Linked DNA regions of Homo sapiens: region 1 is linked to region 2. Evidence: read pairs that join two places in POLR2A ChIA-PET (ENCODE). Cell type or tissue: CD4-positive, alpha-beta T cell. All regions are shown on one strand. Links, peaks and the distances in the headings refer to the core of each region. The heading gives the core; the rest is flanking DNA.

Region 1 (10,728 bases), core at 286-8,285, 50 kb before region 2:
AGTTTTAGATTTTTTTCAATTTTTGAATATTTCCATTATGTTTACCAGCTGAGCAGCTCTCATACAAAAATGTAAAATCCAAACTGCTTCAATGAGCATTTCCTTTGAATGTCATGTCTGCACTCAAAAAATTTCGGATTTTGGAGCATTTTAGATTTTTTGATTGGAATATCTGTAGTGTTTTTCAGGTCATTTAAAAAGCTCTCATTGGTACTGATTTACTGTATCCAAAAAAAAGCCTGCAAGTGGTTAAGGTTCACAGTGATAACTATCAAATCAGAATGACTATACTGATTGTACCCATTCATCCATTTTTAACTTAGTGATTTGGAACGTTTCATATTCAAATCTAATTTTCATAATTTTTAAGTAAACCTAAAAGATTGAGGATACTTGAGAAATTTGCATTTATGATTTCCTTCAAAACCAGAAGTGATGGTATCAGTTATTGGATTTGTAAACTTAGTTTACCTTTTAAGTGTGCTTAAGTTTTGAGAGTTTGCATTTTAGGTTAAATTTTGTCTGCCCGCGTCTGCTGATTGCAGATAGGCATTTGGATGTTGGATTTGGAGCAGAACTGCATCTAGACTACACGGATTTTACCCAAAAAGACAGCACTTGCACTTAGGCTAAGTGTCTTTCTCCATCGTAACCAATTTATTGAATCACTTTAAGAGTGATCATTGGGGAAATTTTCCTCCTCAGCCTTATTTTGGCCTTTTGAAACAGCAACAAAGACTGCCTAGTCAAATAACTCCTTAGCTGTCCTGCTTTTGAGTGAACTTCATATTTGCCTTGAATGAGAATTTAAATGTTACAAGGTAAAACATTTATTATAAAAAGATATTTGAAAGCTGCTATTTAAAAAGGAATTCCAAAGTAGGAAGACTAGAAGGGCAATTCTCTATTTTCCACCTATTTTTTTTACTTTGATTTGAAGCCAGATGATTTGAACCTTCAGAGAGGGAAAGGATTCAGGAAGACACCTTTGGTAGTTATTCTTAACTGTTTCCTTCTCTATTCAGGCAGGCTTTCTTTGTCTCTTTAATTCTTTTACCACTTTGTATGGTTTACTTAAAAAATCTATCTGAAATAGCTATCATTTCCTGCTATAAAGTTCTCAAGTGTAAACTTTTGCCATTTAAACAGTGTGCTTATTTCCCAGTGTTTACCGTCAATTTCATTGGGTGTTAGGCACCTTTGTGTAAGACAGTTCTATAATGTGGAGGTACACAGCAGTGAGACAAACATGGTTGCTGTCTTCATATACCTTGCGTTCTGGTTGGAATTCAATTTATTTTGAAATGGGAATTCAATTTATTTTGAGATGATGCATCTTTTCCTTTACAGCATTGTGTCACAATCTCATATTGTTCACACCATCAAAATTGGAGTTAGCTCCATTGTCATTGAATGTACATTCTCTGATGAAAATTAAGACTCTTTTCTCCTTAATTGATTACTTTTTAGAAATCAAAGGTGTATTTTGTCTTTGATGCTTACGTTGCAAATGTAATTTGCTTCATAGTGGGTATCTGATTTAATATTTCATAGCCCTTAAGGACGTAAATTTGGGCATCCAATAGACCAAATTCTGTTCCTGACACAGTCACTTTCTAGCACTGCGACCTTGGACAAACTGGCCCGAGCCTCACTTGCCTTATTTGTAAAAAAATAGGCTATGGTAATACCTGCTACATAGGATTGTTGGGCAGATTCAGTGAAAGAATGCATATAAAGAAGGGCTTACTGTAGTCTCTGGTACACAGTAATTTTACTATATGGCCCCTAATGAAGAGGTGGGACAGACTAGCAAAAGGCATACTTTTATATCTTAGTACCCGAGATATGCATGGTCTTTAGGCTTTGCTCTTTACTTGCTGGGTGAGCTTCCATGTGGTAGTTCTCTAAATCACTGCTGCTTCAACTCTAGTAGGAGAGAGATGAATTCTGCTAGCCATCTGTAATGTTTTAAGTATTTGTTAATATTAGGAAGGTATAAATAATGTGAGTGTTGAGGAGAGGTGACTTCAGGTAGGAAGAAGGATCAAGAGAGGCATTGTGGAGCATATAACATTTAACCTTAAAAGATAGGTCTTATAGAGAAGGTGGGAGGAGAAAGAGGGCATTTTAGGTGGAGGACAGATAGGCAGAAACATGGAGCGTATTTGGAGAAGTATGCATATTGGATGCCAAACACTAGGTACATTTACAAATGTTCTCATTGCATCATTCAGTAACCTTCACAGATAAGGTTGCTAAATCTCATGCCAGAAAAGTAACTCCCAAGGACCCCCAGCTGGTGACATGGTAGAACTGAGAGTTGAATCCAAGTTTGACCAATTCTAGTTGTTTCGCTCCTTCTACTAAGCTTCATTGACTTCCAGCTAACAAATGTCTAATTTGTACTAAGATAAAAGAGAGTTGTGAGAAATAAATTGAGAAAATGAAGTTGGAACCAGGTTACTGAGGTCTTTGAGTAGTAGGCTAAGGAGTTTGGACTTAGGGTAGGCAGTAAAAGTCATTAAAGGTTTTTGAGCAACAATAATGGTAGTGAAACTAATTCACAAAGATTAGTCCAGTAGCACTGAGTAACATAAATGGCAGTGGGGGATGTTTCAAAGTGGCAAGTTTGCTAAGACAACTGATGTTAACCAGGTAAGAGAATGAGAGCATGAACAAAGAGCAATGGAAATAGACTGACAAAGAAGTTGAGGTAAGTTGTGAAAGCATAATTGACAAATATTTGGATATATGAAGAATGAGGAAGAGAGAGTAGATTAATCAAAATTACTGTGTGAGAGGATGGTGATGCCACTGGTAATAGGAAGAGAAGATTTAGAGGGAAGATTTGGACATAGTTGAAGATGCTGGTAGCACATTGAAGCATTGTGTCTTGCGCATATAGCTTTACAAAATGGCCATTGTGCTGGATATTCTTTTTGCCCTTCCTGATCTATTTTCCATCTTTATCTCTCTTGTTCTGTGTTCCTGGGAGGCTGACAAATAAAGAACTGCATACTCTCTTTTCTGGCTTTATTCATGGTGGGTTTGGACAGTGATAGAAAAGTGAGGCTGAAATATTTGCTCCTTCTCTTTCTCATATACTTAGCAAGAGATTGTGAGTGGCCACAGCTCTGCTCCAGTGGCCCTCTTATAGCTCTAGGTCTTTTCTGGCTTCTCGTAACTGTCTCCTATTGCTAGATTCTCTAGTCCCAAGAAGGTTCAAACCTTGTTGATTTGCCTTAACTGTGCCCATACCCTTGTAAATAGTTCCTTTTATTAAAACTCTTCAATAACTGAATATACTGTGGTCATCTCTTCAGTGAAATTAAAAAAAAAAACTTCTTTCACATTTTCTTATGACTTGATCTTCCCACACCACCAAACGTGAAGATCTAGCTATTTGCACTAGGTTACTATCCCTAAATTCAGTGCCTCCCTGTTTCTTAGTATGTCAAGTTAAAATTTGTTACTCTTCTGCTGGGTGATTGTGCTGGAAATACAGAAGAAAAAGACAAAAATCCCTGCCCTCAAAGAGCTTATATTTTACTGGGGAGAGACAGGCAATAAGACATAATCAATTATATGGTATGTTAGAAGATGAGAAGTATAGAAAAAATTAGGGTGAGGAATGGCGATTGTTGCAAGGGATGTTTGTGAGGATAGCATACTTTAAAATAGGTGGTATGGGTAGGTCTCTCAGAAAGTGACATTTGAGCAAAGACTTGAAGGAAATGTGGGAGTGAGCAATATAGGTATGGGAAGAGCATTCTAGGTAGAGGATTAGGAAGAGCAAAAGCCCTGAAGCAGGACTGTGTCTGGCCTCTGAAGAAATGCAAATTGTTCAGGGTTGTTGGACCTGAAGGAAGAGGAGGAAAGGAATAATGAGGCCAGAGGGGCCAGATCATGTAGGGATTTGTAGGTTGTTGTAAGGATTTTGGTTTTCACTAAATGAATGGTGAACCATTTCAGTTTTGAGCAGAGGAGTTCCATGATCTGATTTGAATTTTAAAAGATGTGTTTCCCAAAATTCCTATTCCTTTCATACAGCTGCTTTCAATGAAGGTTTATAAGGAAAGCAATCAGAACTACTTGGATAAGGTATAAGTGATCCACAATCTTTTCAACTCTACCATAGGTATCTACATATATATGTTGAGAGATGCTGCTTTTTGGCCAAAATGAATCTTGAATTGGGGGTGTGCAGAAAAAGTTATATCTGGCCTGAGGCTGGTATCTTTTAGAGTGGCCTACTTGCATGGTTGGCCCTTATCTGAACACGTGGATTTAGGGGTATTCTCACTGTTCACTAATAAAGGTGGTTCACTGTACCTAGACTGTTCAAACAAGATGATTTATGCTAAACACCTGCTTTCCTTCTGGGAGTATGGAATTTTGGTACATGCCAGGTAAAGGATGTCTATATGACCAAACTCCCAATGAAAACCTTGCATACTGAGTCCCTAGGCAGAAACATCCCTCGTATAAAAATGTGCTCTGTGTGAATCTTCATGGGAGGGAGAGATCCTAAAGAAGCCTGCACATGGATTCCTCCAGATTCTGCTTATGTCTTTTTCCTGTATGATCCAACTGTGTACACTTACTGTGTCACTGTAATAAACTTTAGCCATGAGTACGATACTTAGCAGTGCTGAGTTTTGTGAACCCTTCTATCAAATCTCAATATGGGCTTGGTCCGGGGGATCCCTGACACAGGCAGATTTTTTTTTTTTTTTTCAAAGAGTCACCAAGTTAATTGGAAAACATCAGGTTATGGATAGAAGGAGCAGTTGGGCAACCTGTCACAGAAGTCAGCCAGCTCTGTCTAGTGGAGAGCTCTTCTGAGCTGTTTCTGCTTTGTTAATTCCTTTTCTTTCTCCAAAAGCTTCCCTCCATTTGGTTTTGTCACACTTTATACATTTGTAACAAACTGCTGACCGGAATTTGTCCATCAGGTTATGAAAAATGGCAAATGAGGAGAGTAAAATTATGGATTTATTTATTAAGAACTATTAAAGTATTCATATGCTCTGGGACACCATTACTAGGAATTTAACCTTAACAGAACAGTTTATTGAAAAATTTATTGAAAGGAAAACAGTCTTTGCATAAAAATTATGACGTAGCAAAAAATTGGAAACTAAATGTCAAATATTAGGGAAATGTTAACTGTGGTCTGTCAAAAGGTGAAATATTAACTCAGTGTTATCAGGTGAATGAATTAACAAGATGTGGTATATACATACAATGGAATATTCAGCCATAAGAAAGAATAAATTTCTGGTATATGCTACAAGATGAATGAAAACATGCCAAGTGAAATAAGCCTGCACAAAAGGACATACTATGATTGCACTTAAATGAGGTACCCAGAGTAGGCAAATTCAGAGAGATAGAAATGGGAAATTACTGTTTAAGGGATACAGAATTTCTTTTCAGATGTTGAGAAAGTTCTGAAAATGGATAGTGGTGATTGTTATACAACATTATGAATGTACTTAATGCTGATGAATCGTATATTTAAAAATGGTTAAAATGGCTTTTTTTCTTTTTTTTGGAGGCCGGGTCTTACTCTGGTGCCCAGGCTGGAGTGCAGTGGCATGATCATAGCTCACTGGAGCTTCGAACTGTGGGCTCAAGTGATCCTCCCACCTCAGCCTCCCCCGTAGCTAGAACTGACTACAGGCACGCGCCACCACAGCTAGCTAATTTAAAAAATCTTTTTGTAGAGATGGAGTCTTGCTATATTGCCCAGGCTAGTATTGAACTCCTGGGCTCAAGTGATCCTCCCACCTCAGCCTACCAAAATCCTGGGATTACAAGTGTGAGCCACCACACCTGGCCTAAAATGGCAAATTTAATGTATATTTTACCACAATAGAAATTGTAATGAAAAAATATATTATTTAACATAATAAATATGTAAGTATATTAAAGTAGTGGGATGAAAAAATTGTATCTTTTAAATATTTTTTTAAAGACAAGGGCTTGCCCTGTTGCCCAGGCTGTAGCACAGTGGTGGTGCAATCATGGCTCACTGCAGCCTCAAACTCCTGGGCTCAGGTGATCCCTCTGCCCATGCCTTCCAAGTAGCTAGGACTACAGGTGCACACCACTATGCCTGGTTAAGTTTTAAAATTTTTTTTGTAGAGATGAGGTCTTACCATGTTCCCCAGGCTGGTCTCAAAACTACTGTGCTCAAGCGGTCCTCTCTCCTTGTCCTCCCAAAGTGCTGGGATTACAGGTGTGAGCCACCATGCCCGGCCAAAAAAATTTTTTAAATGAAATCATGGGACGTTGAAATTACCTATTTGCAAATATTTACAATTATGAATACCTTTTAAAAACTCCATAGAATTATTAAGTTCTCAATTTATTTCTATTCTCATGTCATCCACCCTCTCCCCAACTGGAAGTTGCCTCTTCTCCCACCAAGTTTCCATGATACCCTTTCTGTACTTGACTCTCATACTTTTTACCATTGTATATGCCTATGTCTAATTTTCTCAAACAGCTTGTGTGCTCTTTGGAATTATATTAATATAGGATTTATGTTGTCAGTCTCTGGTACAGCCTGCATAGTAGATATTCAGTGAGACTTAGTTGACTGAATCATAAGCATGCTATTTTACGAAGGTAGAGATTTACCAAAATGTTTGAGCATACGTGCCCATGGGTTTTATATCACTTCAAGTGTGTGCCTGCCTCAATTCTCTGTACTTGCTAGATGTGCAGACCTGATCTCACCCACATACACATCACTGTATTCTTGACTTTAGGGCTTTGCATCATTCATTTATATTTTACCTTTTTATGTAAAACAGCCCAATTTTCTTTGGATCCCGAAAGGAAAGAACTGCAGGCGTGAGGCAGGGGCAGCAGATAGAGGAGAGGATCATTGCAGTCAATTTAAAGTTGCATATGCCTATTGGAAAGTTGTAAGTAAGAAATAATGTTCATTCCTGAATAGAATGTCTGTGAAGGAAGCATATATTTTTTTCCTTCTTAAGCCCCAGTTGTAGTAATTAGGTTTTACTTTTGTTATGAAGAGATGTATACTTTTGCCAGCAGAGGGCACCAGTTGTAGGTTGCAGATTCATGGGAAGACTCAGAGACCAGTGTGCTGGTCTGTGTGAAGCACTCTGCTTGTTGCTTTAGTTGGTCTGCCCCCCACCCACCCGCCTTTTTTTTTTTTTTTTTTTTAATTCCCTTGGGTTCCAGTGGTACTCTTCCAGCTTTCCCCAAGAGCATTCTTTGGCTAGTCCTGGTTAATAAGCTAGGTGCCCAGATGAATCCAGGTGGAAGGACTTTATTATAGTAGCTGTTTGGAAGCCTTGGATGCCAGCTTGTATGTAATATCTTTAGGGGTTCAAAGCTGTTTTTCCTCATCCAGAGGTAAGGTGAAAAAGGCATTAGGCCAGGCATCTGAGGGTCTGGTTCTGCACTGAGGTTGGCTCTCTAAGTAGTTTTGAGCCAGTTACCTTTTCTCTCTGTCTCAATTAGCTTATCTCTAAAATGGAGACAGTAAGATAGGGGTAGTACATTCTGTGTATAGCTAATAGTGGTCTCTTAGGTCAGGCAGACCTGGGTTCAAATTCCAGCTTTGCCATTTACTAACTGTGGGGCCTTGGTTCAAGTTATTTAACTCTCAGAACCTCGATTCTCTCATGTTTAAAAGAGAAATAATAGTCCTACAGGGTTGTGAGAATTAAATGACAAGGGTACATGTGAAGTGTGGAATACAGGGTCTGGCCCAGAGTAAATATTCAAGGAATGGGAGCTATTATTACCATTCAGGGGATGTTGTCTTAAGTCAAAGGAGATGATGGATATGAAGCACTTTGTAAGCTTAAAAATGCAACACAAATGGCATGAGTGATTATACTCTGGAATCTACTTGGCGTGAATTCTTTTACCTTCAGAGGAAGAGTCCTTATTCCTCTGGATAAGGTGCTGTTTTGTTTCTCTTTTGACTTTTTGGGGTCTCAAGTTCCTTTTCAGTTTCTGCCTGGCTGTCTGAGGGCACTTGGCAAGTGCTCCTGAATATGAGAGGGCATTTTGGTGATACAGGTGTGGGTGGACCTTAATTTAGCTTTGGTCTTGTCTACTCCTTGCTGACCTGTTGGTAATAGTAACCAGTGGAGATGTGAAAATAGCTCCAGGAGAGGCCCTACCCTGGTTAATTTTCTTCTTGAACCTAGGACCGAGTGCTCAGGTTCGGTAGCATTGGCACAGACAATGAAAATCATAGCTACTAATGGTTGCTGAGTGCTTATTATAGGCCAGGCTCTCAGCTAAGTGCTTTACATTCTAACCTAACAATGCTGTGAAGTAGGTACTATTGTTCTCACCTTTTTTCGAATGAGAAAAATCGAAGCTTGTAACTTGCCTAGGGTCATGTTTCTGGTAAGTACATTTGGACCTTGCCCTGTCTGATTTTAATGGTCTGGGCTCTTTTCATTGTTCAGGTGATGTTTGCATCTAGCTGTGCATTAGAGTCACCTACGAAGTTCATTAAAATTCCCGTTCCTAGTGGGTGCGATAGCTCACACCTGTCCATCCCAGCGTTTTGGGAGGCTGAGGCGGGAGCACTGCTTGAGCCCAAGGAGTTCGAGACCAGCCTGGGCAACATAGAGAGACCCCGTCTCTAAAACTAAAGGAAAAAAATTAAAAAAATTCCTGTTCCTCAGGCCCTGATTCTATGGGTGTGAGGAAGAGCCGGACCCTGTAGTGTTTTTTCATTTTTCCAGATTTATTGAGGTATAATTTGCATAAATAAACCCATTTTAAGTGTATAGTTTAATGAAATGCAGTACTTGTATACAGTTGTGTAGGTATTACCACAGTCAAGATACGGAACATTTCTATAACCCTAAAAACTTTTCTTCATGCCTATTGATCTGACACCTACCATTTTAACCAGCTGGGCAGATGGTTCTGATGCACAGCTAGGTGTGGGACCATTGTACTGTGTTATGGTGCCTGCAAATGTGAGGAACTGATGTCCTGGAGAAGGAGGGTAAAGGCAAGAAAAGAAAAAGAGCATTTACAAGGAAGAATGATTGGCTTAGCTGTCTTCAGATAAATTTAACTGGCTCCCTGTACAGAGATAGAGTATGGAAGAGAGAACTTTCTAGATAAAACCTAGCTTAAAAAAGTTTCTCCTCCCAACATGGTTTCTTCCTAAGCCACATAAGAGCTGAATGATTCTAAACAAAGTTGGTGTAGATGGCTGAATACATTGCTTTGGGGTAGAGATCTGGGGCCACTAGGGACTTTTGATAAGCTGTAGAAGAAGGCTGGGGTGTGGGAAGGACTGGGCTAAGACAGTGGTCCCTAGGTCACAGACTGGTACTGGTCCATGGCCTGTTAAGAATTGGGATGCACAGCAGGAGGTGAGCAGCCGGCAAGCGAGCATGACCACCTGACCTCTGTCTCCTGTCAGCTCAGCAGTGGCATTAGATTCTCCTAGGAGCATGAACCCTATTGTGAACTGTGTGTGCAAGGGATCTAGGTTGTGCGCTCCTTGAGAAGCTATCTAATGCCTGATGATCTGAGGTGGAACAGTTTCATCCTGAAACCATCATCCCCCCTGACCCCCCACCCCCATCCTTGGAAAAGTTGCCTTCCATGAAACTGGTCCCTGGTGCCAAAAAGGTTGGGGCCTGCTGGACTAAGACACTATTATTGCTGAGCAATCTGAGGATGGGACCTTTTTCTCCAGACAGATACCACATTGATTATTTTGACTCTCCTCTACTGCAGGACTCCAATAGCAACTGTCCTTAATCTGAAGTCCAGTCAGGAAAATTAGCATAGAGCAAACAGGTTCAGACTGTGGTCCAGAGAACATTTGGATAATAAGGTAGAAAATGTAAAATGTGTTTCTGAAACTGGAAAATATTGGGGGTAGGAACTTTGTGCCAGGAGTCTGGAGACTTTGCTTCTTGACTCAGCTCTGCCCCTGGTTTTGCTAGATAACCTTTCTTCCTTTTTTTTTTTTTTCCTAAATTTCATCTTTAATTTTAGATCGAGGGGTACATGTACAGGTTTGTTACATGGGTATCTTGCATGATGCTGAGGTTTGGGGTATGAATGATCCTGTCACCTAGGTAATGAGCATGGTACCCAATAGGTAGCTTTTCAACTACCTTTTTAGGCTTGCTCCTTGTATTAGGTGGTTATTGTGTTGTTATAAAGAAATACCTGAGGCTTGGTAATTTATAAAGAAAAGAGGTTTAATTGCCTCATGGCTCTGCAGGCTGTACAGGAAGCGTGCTGGCATCTGCTTCCGGGGAGGCCTCAGGAAGCTTACAATTGTGGTGGAAGGCAAAGGGGGAGCTGGTATATCACGTGATGAGAGCAGAGGCAAGAGAGTGAGGAGGAAGGTGCCACACACTTTTAAACAACCAGATCTCGAGTGAACTCAGAGTGAAAACTCTTTATTATGGGGACAGTGTGAAACTATTATGAGTGATCTGCCCCTATGACCCAAGCACCTCCCACTAGGCCCTATCTCCAACTCTAACACTGAGGATTACATTCCAGCATGAGATTTGGAGGCTACCAACATCCAAATCATATAACCCCTTTTCCCTCCCTCCATCCTCTAGTAGTCCCCAGTATCTATTGTTCCCATCTTCATGTCCATATGTACCCAATGTTTAGCTCCCACTTATAACTGAGAATGTGTGACATTTGGTTTTCTATTTCTGCACTAATTCA
Region 2 (10,728 bases), core at 916-8,915:
AAGTTCAAATCTCAGTCCTGCCTCTTAGTATCTATGTGTAAATCCCTCTTGAAATGCCAATTTTGGCCGGGCACGGTGGCTCATGCCTGTAATCCCAGCACTTTGGGAGGCCAAGGAGGACAGATCGTCTGAGGTCGGGAGTTCAAGACCAGCCTGACCAACATGGAGAAACCCCATCTCTACTTAAAAAACAAAACAAAACAAAAAACAAATTAGCCAGGCATGCTGGCGCATGCCTGTAATCTCAGCTACTCGGGAGGCTGAGGTAGGAGAATCACTTGAACACGGGAGGCAGAGGTTGCGGTGAGCTGAGATCATGCCATTGCACTCCAGCCTGGGCAACAAGAGCAAAACTCCATCTCGAAAAAAAAAAAGAAATGCCAGTTTTATAATTTGTAAAATGGAAATAATACTGTCTACCTCCTGGACTTGTTTCAAGGGTTAAATGAAATAATGTGGGTCAGATACACATTAGTGTACCTTAGCAGAAGGTCAGGTATACAGTAGTGACTATTAGTATGACTATTTTTAGGGCCCATTTAAACTAAAGTCTTAGTTTGGTGTAGTCATTTTTGCTGGTTCATAAGAGATAATAAGATTGGATTCTACAAGCTTTCTCAGAAAATAAGTGGTGTCTTTGAGCCCTTAGTTTTTCTTTCACATCATTTTTTTCTTGCTTGTTTAAGTTTTAAGTACTTAATATAGAAAATTAGAAATTTGAGGGTCATGTAAAGGAGCAAGGAGAAGTCTCCTAAAGACCTACTGTCTAGAAAACTGTGTCTTAACCTTTTCTGAATCATAGACGCCTGTAAGAATCTGATAAAAATGACCTGTCATCCCCCTAGAAAAAGTGAACTTTTGCACATATATAAAAATATTTTCTTACAATTCCAGGCGTTTCCATTTATTTACCCCAAAGTTACAAAACCCTAACCTGACTTTCAACCACAAATTCCACAGGCAGAAAACAGTCAGCCCAGGCTCTGATTTACACTGCTGTGAGGGCTTCTGAATCTCTTGGTTCTTACAGTCCGGCTGCTCTATTTTTTAAGTCTTATTTTTTGAGGGCTAACTCCTTAAACAAAGAATTGGCTATCTTTGATTATCTTTTGCAGTGTAATTACCAACTGGACCCTCATCAATGAACTTTTTAATAGCTTAACTTCTGATTTCCTTGTGTATGCATGTTTTTGTTTGTGTGTCTCAATAAACTCAAGAGAGAGATTGTGGATCCTGTCTTATGGGTGGAGGAGTAATATACTGTTTTTCCCTTGTTTCTTTACCTGTTCATTCTGCCCCAGGGCACTGTGCTGAGGCCTTTCACAGGCTTTCACTGGCAGTCAGAGAAGAGAGAACAGGGTGGAGGGTCTCAGGTCCACCTGATCTGGCAGTTAAGGGAGCAGGCGGGGTTTGGAATGTCTCCCCCGCTACTTTTCTCTCCGTTCCAGTCATTCAGCTCTAGAACTGTGTCAGGATGGGACTTTGGATTGGTGGAGGAATCATGTGCAGTCCGTGCAGCTTGGAGGTGGGTGTCTGCAGCCCACATGCTGTACTGTACTTTATTTTCTTGGCTCTGGTGTATGAATTCCACAGAGAGAAAACAACTGCCCAGGCTCTGTTTTCACACTCACATTGAGGCTTCTGGATCTCTTGTTTCTTGCAGTTAGGTTGCCCTTTATTTCAGTCTACAAAGACATGTGTTGCCTGTCTTTCCTGAAATCAGCAGCCCTTGTTGAATGGGCCTGGCTTTCGATAAACCCGTGTGTTGTATATAGAGTGCAGGCTGAAGGCAAGGGGCCTCAGGACCGTGGAAATGTGGTGCTGCTATTGCCGTTATTTACAGCCCTGCCTTCTCTCTTTTTTGGATTATTATCAGGGCCTCCAGCTGTTCTCCCTGCATGTGATCTAGCTTCCACCCTGCATCCAAAATTTCGTTCAAAAATGCCCATCTGTTGATGTCATTTCCCTGTTGAAAACCTCTCAATGGTGCTACACCTGGGATAAAGTCCCAGCTTGACTTACAGGGCTTGTCAAGCCCTGGCCCCATCTACCTCTCCAGCTTCCTTCTTCTCACTGTTACTCCATGTACCAGCCACACCAACCTCTCGCCATTTCACCAAAATTTATTCTTTTGGTACTTTCTTCTCTTTGCACGAATGGATCCCAGATTCAGCTCATCCTTCCTCACCTTTGCTGCCTGTAGAACTCGTCCTCATCCTCTAATACCTCTCTCAAATGTGACCTCTTAATAGGATGCCTGACTGGAGTTCCCAGGAGAGATTTGTTGCTCCCTCCTCTGTGTTCTTGGGATTTAGTATAGCGTAGTGGTTACAAATATGGACTCTAGAGTCAGACTCCCTGGGTTTCAACCCAACTTGGCCTTTCCTAGGTGTGTGACTGTGGGCAAAATGAATTACCTACCCTCCTGTGCTCAGTTTCTTCATCTGTAAAATGGCAATAATATTAATAAACCTCAAGGTTGTTGTGAGGATTAAAAGACTTTAAAGTGCTTAAGTGTGTGGCCATAGTTAGCTCTCAAGAAATGTTACTTATTATTGTTGTTATCACAATACTTTGTGTATAACTGTCTACTAAGCTCTTATCACCTCTGTTTATAAACACTTTTGTATATCTGCCTTACTAGACTTGTGTTCCTTAAGGACAGGTGCATATCTTGTTCACTTTTTCTGGCCTTGTATATGGAAGTTTACAGTAAATGTTGGTTAAATGAGTGATTGCACACAGATTTGCCTTCACAATGGAAGTGGGCAATAGATAGAGTAAGGAATGCTTAAGGCTGGGTTTGTAGGTGATCACAGACCCAAAGCTGATGTGACCTTGATGTTACCTGGTTTATCCTCTTCTGTGCCTGAATCCCTTCTGCTGCCTCCTGGAGCCCAGGAAGTGCTTTTATGTTTCCAAGACAGGGCAGGAGACCATCTGGAAGGTAAACATATCCCAGGTACCACATTTATGTCATTTTGTTTTTGTTGTAAACTCTAGGTGACATGTCTGAGAGTAAAGCCAAAAAGATAGAAATCAAGGACGTGGATGGGCAGACGCTGAGTAAGCTGATTGACTACATCTATACTGCTGAAATCGAGGTGACTGAAGAGAATGTCCAGGTAAACTCAGGCTCACTAATAGCTCAGTGTATTGCACACTCAGGACCCACCATTTTACAGCGTTATTTTATTTAACCCTCACAACAATTCAGTTGGTTACTGAAGAGGAAACTAAAGCTCCAGAGAGGTCAGGTGACCTGCCCTGGGCCACATGGCCAGGAGGTGGTCGAGCTGGTCCTCAAACTCATGCCTTCCTGGCTTGGGCACCCATGCTTTTAGCCACTAGGCCATGATATCCCTGAATGAGCCTGGGCCCCGGGAGTAGAAGATCTTTAACTCATGTCTTCAAAATCTTGTGAAGGAAAAGCTGGGAGCTTAGGTGACTCCTATTCTCCCCAGGTCATCGTCTCATCTCAGAATTCAAACAGGTGAATAACTTTTGGGTACTAACAGTAAGTGCAAAGTAATTTGGCATAAAATGAGTAGAGGGGAGGTAGTAGAAGTCTATAATTGGAACCAGCTCTCTTTGCTCTTTTCATCATGTATTTATTTAATAACTTTTTTTTCCTGTAAAATACAAAGTGTTTACAAACTTGGATAATTAGAAGATATTCTACTCTGGATCCTTATTGCCTGGTTAGGATTAAGAGGTACATAAAGCAAGGTACAGTTTATGTGGACATAATGTTCACTGTTTGGTGGTCCTGAGTCCAGAAGCTTCTGTCTTATGAGGTTGGGTTATGTCACCCTCCCAGCATGTGGATGCATTCACCAAACTGAAAATTCTCTGAACCTCATTGTTTGGGGACTTTTAATCTCTTCACTTTAAACTGTGGTTAGGTCAAGGGTGATGTTGGAGAAAAAACAAGAAAGATTGGCAAGGGGCTGGGCATGGTGGCTCACACCTATAATCCCAGCGCTTTTGGAAGCTGAGGCAGGCAGATCACCTGAGGTAAGGAGTTCGAAACCAGCCTGGCCAACACAGTGAAACCCTGTCTCTACTGAAAAGACAAAAATTAGCTGGGCGTGGTGGCAGGTGCCTTTAATTCCATCTACTTGGGAGGCCGAGGCAGGAGAATCACTTGAACCCAGGAGGCGGAGGTTGCTGTGAGCTGAGACTGCACCACTGCACTCCAATCTGGATGACAGAGCGAGACTCTGTCTCCAAAAAGAAAAAAAAAAAAAGATTGGGAAGAAGAGAGTTTGGATAAAAACATGGATTCTTCTTCATGCTGTTATGTATCTGCTGAGGCGGTTGCTCACAGGTTGTCTGTGAAGACAGGAGGTATTGAGGATTTGGTGCACCGAGGAGATGAGCATGGAGGCACTGGGGCTTTCCTGAAAGCCTTAGAAACAAGGGTCAGAGATCTGGGGCTTGGTTAAATGGCTGTGAGAGCTACACCTGGAGTCCCTTCCCAGGCACACGTACCTTGGAGGGACCCTGAGTTCCTGTTCCGTGGTGGAGGTACCAGCAGTCATACTTTTATAAGCAAGCATGTGCCCATCAATTCACATGCATTATTCCATTCAATTTTTATAATCACCCATTGGACCATACCAATATGATTCCTCCTTTACAGCTGAAGAAACTGGTGCTCAAAGGGGTTAAATAAACTGCCACGGTCACATAGAGAGTAAGTGGTAGAGTTGGAAGCTGAAGCCAGCCCCCTCTGACTCACTGTGCTCTGTGGCTATGATGAATTCTAGTTTCTCATGAAATGAATGATCAGAACCTTGACTTTGGCTCATAATTATTTACAATAATAAAAACTAACATCAACTGAGCACTTCCTATGTACCAAGCACTGTGCTAACTGCTTTAAATTTTTCTCATTTGATCCTCATAACAAACCTTATTGTCCTCATTTTATTTTTGAGGAGACAGAGGCATTGAGAGGTTAAGTAATTTGTCCTCAGTTGCATGGCTGGTAAGTGGAGGAGTCAAAATTCAAAATGACGCTTAATCACAGTGCTGTTCTGCCAGCTTTCCTGTTCATCTATATACCCCCCCACCTCTTTTCCTTTCTTTCTTTATGTGGCACTGATTCTGTGCCAGACCCACTGTGTGATTGGGGCAGAGACCCTGGGTGGCCCCAACACCTGCGCCCCCTGGCTGATGCCCTCCCTCTGTGCATGGCCCTGCCTCCCTGCAATTCCAGGAGAAGGTGCTTTCTGAGGCAGGGCATTTCCTTTTGTTTTTGCTAGAGGAAGCAAACTCTGTGGCAGGATATCCTCTGCTGTGTTTTCATGTTATCTGAGGAAGAAAAAAAAACAAAACGGGGCCTGCACATGAAAAATGGAGGGGAAGCCATTGCAAGCTGAAGGGTAACCTGTAGACTCTTGCTGGGGGCCATTTCAGGGCCTGTTTTCCAAGAACTGTAATGCTGAGGTGGCAGAAGGCAAGCTAGAAGATTTTTGACTTACGGTAATCTTCCATCCTGATGGGTGGATTTGGCCAACTACTCCTCTGATCTCAGCCTCCTCCCTCCAGGGACCAGGCAGTACTGCCTTAGTTATTCTATGAGGATGGTCTTGCTTCAGAGCTGAGGACCTGCACTTGGCCTTTTGTTCATAATCTTGTCACTGCTGCTGCTTTGAAGAAGTAGAGTTTCAGGCAAGATAAGAGAAGAGGAAGTCCTCTCAAAGCCCTGTTGATGTGGGGAGAGGGAACTGAAGACAGTCATTTCATGGATGTATTGCTCTTTTTTCTTTCAGGGCCTCTGGGAATGTATTTTGTACTTGTGTCTAGATCCCAGAACCCCATTGGATGGGGCCCTAATTTATCCCTGAGACCCAGAGTCTGAGCAGTGATACATCTTCCAGCCTCCAAGCCTTCCCTTCAGCATTCTGATTTCCTTGACTTTTTTTTCCCACACTTTTCTGTATGAAGCAAGTAGAAGGAAGAAAATGGCCTTTGACTCTAAGCTAGTCTCAGAGTCAAAGAGAGGGAAAGAGCAACTAGAGAAACCAGAAGGCCCATTCATTTTAGGAAGTCGGTTTGGGAAGGCTTTTGGGTAGGAGTGGACTCAAACAGGATAAGGGGTGTGGAGAGGTAGAAAGCCTTATAATTTTTGCCTACTAAGTGGGTATTGTGAACAGTAGGGAAGTTGAAAGCCATGTGGGTAGCTCTATCCAGGGAGGTTTTAAAAATGGAAAGTGTAACCTAAGGAGTATATTCAGGAAATATTTATTATTTCATTTCTCTGGCTGGTTGTCATGAGCTTGAGAATTTAAGCACCACACTGTGCTGCTGTCTCCTTGGAAGAGGGGAAGGGGGAAGGGACTGTGTGTCACTGGCATGATCTTGTATATGCGTATGGGGTTGGGGAGCTCGCTGGAATGCAGTCTGAGGGCAGATTGGACTCTCAGAAATCCTCTTGGATGGTGGGTGGTGGGGAGAGGGTTGCTGTTGAATTCCTGCCTCTTCTCACATCTGGCCCTTTTGGAGTTTACCACACCTCTGAGTAGGGTTTGTGCTGGCCAACATTTGATGGCTTCCTCTCCCTCAGGGCTTCTGAGGGTCACTGGTTAGAGGTTACTCCTCCCTAGGATGAACACCTATCCTATTTTGCCCAGAAGCGAGGGGCCTTCTGAGAGGGGGACTTTCAGTGGTAAAAATGGCAAAGTCCCAGGTAAATCAGCATGATTGGTCAACCTATGGCCTTGACACCAGTCTTAACTCTAGCTGATACTGGCCAGGGGGTGTCATGGAGGTCATTTGGAGACTGGGAGCAGAGCTTTTTATTCCTGGTGTGCATTCAGCAAGAATGGTTAATGGATCCCCATTTGACTAGCAGGCAGAGACTAATCTGGTCCTGGAATCTGTTCGGCCGGGCTGAGCAAGCTCACAGGTTAATTGAGTTTCCCAGTTTATGGCTGCTTAGAGGAGATGATGGCTGCTTAGTGGGGAGAGAGTTCAGGTGGTTAGATTTGGATCCTGGCTGTGTTCATTTATAGTCCAAAACTTTCAGAAGAGGGTGATTTTATCTTTTTCTTTCTCAGGAATGTATTAGTGGTTCAGAAAATATCACAGACATGGTGTTAATTTACTGTTTTCCTGCTGGGGATATAGGATAGTGGAAGAGAGGATGGAGGAAGGGAAAAGGAGCACGTTTTCTAGAACTCAGCTGTCGTGAGAGAGAAGTGTAAGCCTGTGGGTAGGAGCAGCTTTCCTTGTTGAGCGTAGGCATTTGGCTCAGGAGTTCGAGCACTGATAGTGGTGGCTCTTGGTGGTTATTGTCTGTGGGCAGGGATAATGAAGGGTGACCGACTGTCCCATTTTTAGCCCTGAAAGTCCTGGGAAACCCCCAGTCCTGGAAAAACTAGGACTGTTGGTAAACCCAGTGGAGGGACAAAGCCCCCAAATGGGCAGTGGGGCAGAGTTTTTGGCCTGAGTACATAAAAGTGATGAGAGTCAGAGCTGAGGACTCAGAGCTGTCTTGGGAGAAAGAGTCCAGAATTTAAAGCACTTAAAAAAAAAAAAAAGAAGTCTTTTTCAAGTGTCCTGAATCAAGAAAACAAATGCATCTGCAGCCCATATCTTCCTGGGCAAGCCCTTGTGGCTGGGAACAGCTAGAGTGTAGCTGGCTCAGTCACTCTCTCAGAGCCAGGGCAGCAGCTGAGAGCAAAGGCCTGGGGCAAGGGGATTATTTTGGGGTGAAGTGGATGCCAGGGTCCCCAAGATAAGCAGCCTTAAATCAAGCTATTCTGTAGTGTGATTTTTTTTCTAAATTTCTTTTTGGAAAATCATTCTCAGACTACCTGCTGCTTCCATAGGTGAAGGGCAGGGTAGCAGAGCTGGAGTGGGACAGGACTTTGGCCTTTTGTCCTGTATGTTTGATCTAGAGGCAGGCTTCAGCAGCTGAGGGAAAGTCCTAGGGAAAATTGATAGAGGTTGGCTGTCTGAGCACCCAGCGGGCCTGCTCAAGCCAGTCTTCCCTGACCCTTAGGAAAAACACATGCATATACACCTGAGCAAGAACTATTTCTGTCTTTCAGGATATAGTATAAATAGTCATGTGTCCTGTGACCTTTTAAATGGAAACTTAGCTCTCCTTTCTCTAAGAATGTACCTAAAGATGTTCTTTGCTTTGTATCTGTTTGATGGGAGAATAAAGTGTCGTTGCCTGAGTCCTGAGGGATTTGGAATGAATCTTGTTCCAGTAGACTCTAAGCTCCAGGAGAACAGGATCTGGTTTCTCTTGCTTACCCCTGAATCCCAGAGCCTAAACTAGTGCCTGGCACATAGATGTTCAGTAATTAATCATTCATTAAGTACCTTTCTGAATGAGGACAGTACACTGAAGGTTGTGGGACAGTGGCTCTCAAACGTGGCTGTACATTAGAAGCACCTGGGGAGCTTTAAAAAACATCTTAATGTCCAGGCCACACTCCATACCTATTGAGTTAGATTCTTTTAGGGCAAGACCTAGACATCAGTAGTTTTAAAACTCTTAAGGTAATACCAGTGTGCAGCCCAGTATGAGAACCATTGTGTGTGTGTGTGTGTGTGTGTGTGTGTGTGTGTAGAGTTTTGTTACTCAAAGTGTGGTTTGTGGACCAGCAACTGCAAGCATCACTTGAGTTCTTATTAGAAATGCAGGCTCTCAGATCCCATCCTAGACCTAATGAATTAGAATCTGCATTTTAATAAGATCCCCAGGGATTAAAGACTGGGAAGCATGGCTGTAGGGATACAGAGAATCTGCTGGTGTTTAGGGTCCGTGAAGGGCAGAGTAGTGGGAAATAAGGCTGGAAAGCAGGCTAGGAAGTTTGGACTTACTGGCGGGCAGTGGAGAGCCATGAAAAGATCTTGAGCATGGGAGTGATATGATAGGAAAAGGCAGATGAGTCTCTGCCAGTGGGATCCAATATCTGAGAATGTCACCTTCTCTTGCAGGTGCTGCTCCCGGCAGCCAGCTTGCTGCAGCTCATGGATGTTCGGCAGAACTGCTGTGACTTCCTGCAGTCTCAGTTGCATCCCACCAATTGCCTGGGCATCCGTGCATTTGCAGATGTACACACCTGCACTGACCTTCTGCAGCAGGCCAATGCCTACGCAGGTAAGGGGGAGCCGGACTGCTGCACCTCCTCCGAGTTTGTGGATCTAATCACCTGGTCTTCTGCAGACTCCTCAAAGATTATGAGAAGTGGTCTCTGCTGTGAAGCAGCTATGATTTAGTTAGGGATACAGGTGGAAAGATAATTAATGATAGGACAGTTTAGCTCATTGCCAAGTGGAAAATGATTAATTGCCAAGGGGATGGTACAGACAGTAATTTTCACTAGAGTAGAGGAAGGAGATCCAAGAAGATTTGGGGAGTGGGGAGAGCAAACTGAGCTAGGTCTTGAGCTACGTCTTGTTATTGTTAAGAAAAGCTTTGTTTTTATCTGAGCGTTCCATAAACATTCTTTTAAAAGTCACGTACTGGCTGGGCGCAGTGGCTCACGCCTGTAATCCCAGCACTTTGGGAGGCTGAGGCAGGCGGGTCATGAGGTCAGGAGATCGAGACTATCCTGGCTAACACGGTGAAACCCCCGTCTCTATTAAAAATACAAAAAAAAAAAAATTAGCGGGGCTTGGTGGCGGGCGCCTGTAGTCCCAGCTACTTGGGAGGCTGAGGCAGGAGAATGGTGTGAATCCGGGAGGCGGAGCTTGCAGTGAGCCGAGATTTCGCCACTGCACTCCAGCCTGGGTGACAGAGCGAGACTCCATCTAAAAAAAAAAAAAAAGTCACGTACTATTGCAGGGCTTATAACGATGAGGAGTGCCCTGCTCCACCTTTCCACACTGAGTCTTGTGCTCCAGAGCCACTCATTTTCAATCCTTAAGGAATTAAAATGCAGGTTCTGATCCAGCTAAAAGCTACTTCATCTGCTACTCACTTCCATTTATCAAAATAATATGTGCAACTGCTATTTTTTGATTAGTTTTAGATATTATTTGTTGACTTCTCCAGAAGAATAAGATTGAGCTTTTGCAGACTTTCCCTTTATACACATGCAGCCACCCCCCTCTTTATTGTCCAAATACCATTTCCACAACTGAACTAAGCCATCTATTATAATTATAGTGTTTTTTTAAATCAGAAAACTTTAATAAGAAGGGCAGTTAATAATTGTCTTTTTCTCTTGCATAGTGTATGGTTCTACCACTAATTCTTGTTAGAACAGTCCTCAATACATCAGATAATCTGTTGGTTCACTTATTTTTCTTGGAGACATTCTCTGCACTAGAGCTTGTCATTCTATTATTTTAATGGGGTTTTGGGAGGGAGTAGAAATGAACATTTATATTCAGTCCATTATGTTTATTTAGCTAGCTGGAAAGAAATCTTCATTGCCACTTGTTCCAGCCTGAAGAAAGATGGTGAATGACTAGGAAATAGGTCTGATCATTTAACTTGATAAATTCAGTCATGGCCACCTTCTTCCCTTGCAATAAAACACCTCCTTCTTACCCCTGCTCAAGCACTGTCATGGCTGCTATTCTGTTCCGTGTCTCCTGTTTGGCCAGTGTCTGGAAATTAGCTGAGGACCTACTGGCTGCCCACCTGCCAGCTAGCTACCTGTGCTGTGTTAGCCTCTTGGTCAACAAAGCAACAAGCATTTGCTCCATTTCTTGGCATGCTTTTTCTCTCTGATTAAGTCCCTGACCCCAGGA

What was found. Peaks named below come from ENCODE experiments on the same cell type or tissue, not always from the same donor. Only the 100,000 strongest peaks of a DNase experiment are listed, where the experiment ranks them.
Region 1: POLR2A ChIA-PET joins it to region 2 with 6 read pairs; 11 of 35 experiments call an interaction of 5 or more read pairs at or near these places.

What each region holds. Positions count from the first base shown.
Region 1 is chr5:137,739,567-137,750,294 of GRCh38, reverse strand. It overlaps HNRNPA0 (heterogeneous nuclear ribonucleoprotein A0), which reads left to right. Exons shown (of 1, transcript NM_006805.4): 1 at 1-4,644. Among named protein-coding and RNA genes, the nearest start is that of KLHL3, 8.8 kb to the right of the region's middle. In CD4-positive, alpha-beta T cell, for the core only: CTCF peaks have their summits at 6,795 and 7,033 (motif pointing right); a DNase peak (open chromatin) is centred at 7,094.
Region 2 is chr5:137,690,684-137,701,411 of GRCh38, reverse strand. KLHL3 (kelch like family member 3) reads left to right here. Exons shown (of 15, transcript NM_017415.3): 4 at 3,004-3,125; 5 at 8,965-9,127. Among named protein-coding and RNA genes, the nearest start is that of KLHL3, 40 kb to the left of the region's middle. RefSeq lists a silencer at 5,746-5,946 and an enhancer at 4,174-7,134. In CD4-positive, alpha-beta T cell, for the core only: CTCF peaks have their summits at 4,922 and 5,127; a DNase peak (open chromatin) is centred at 5,251; H3K4me3 peaks cover 876 bases; H3K27ac peaks cover 2,744 bases.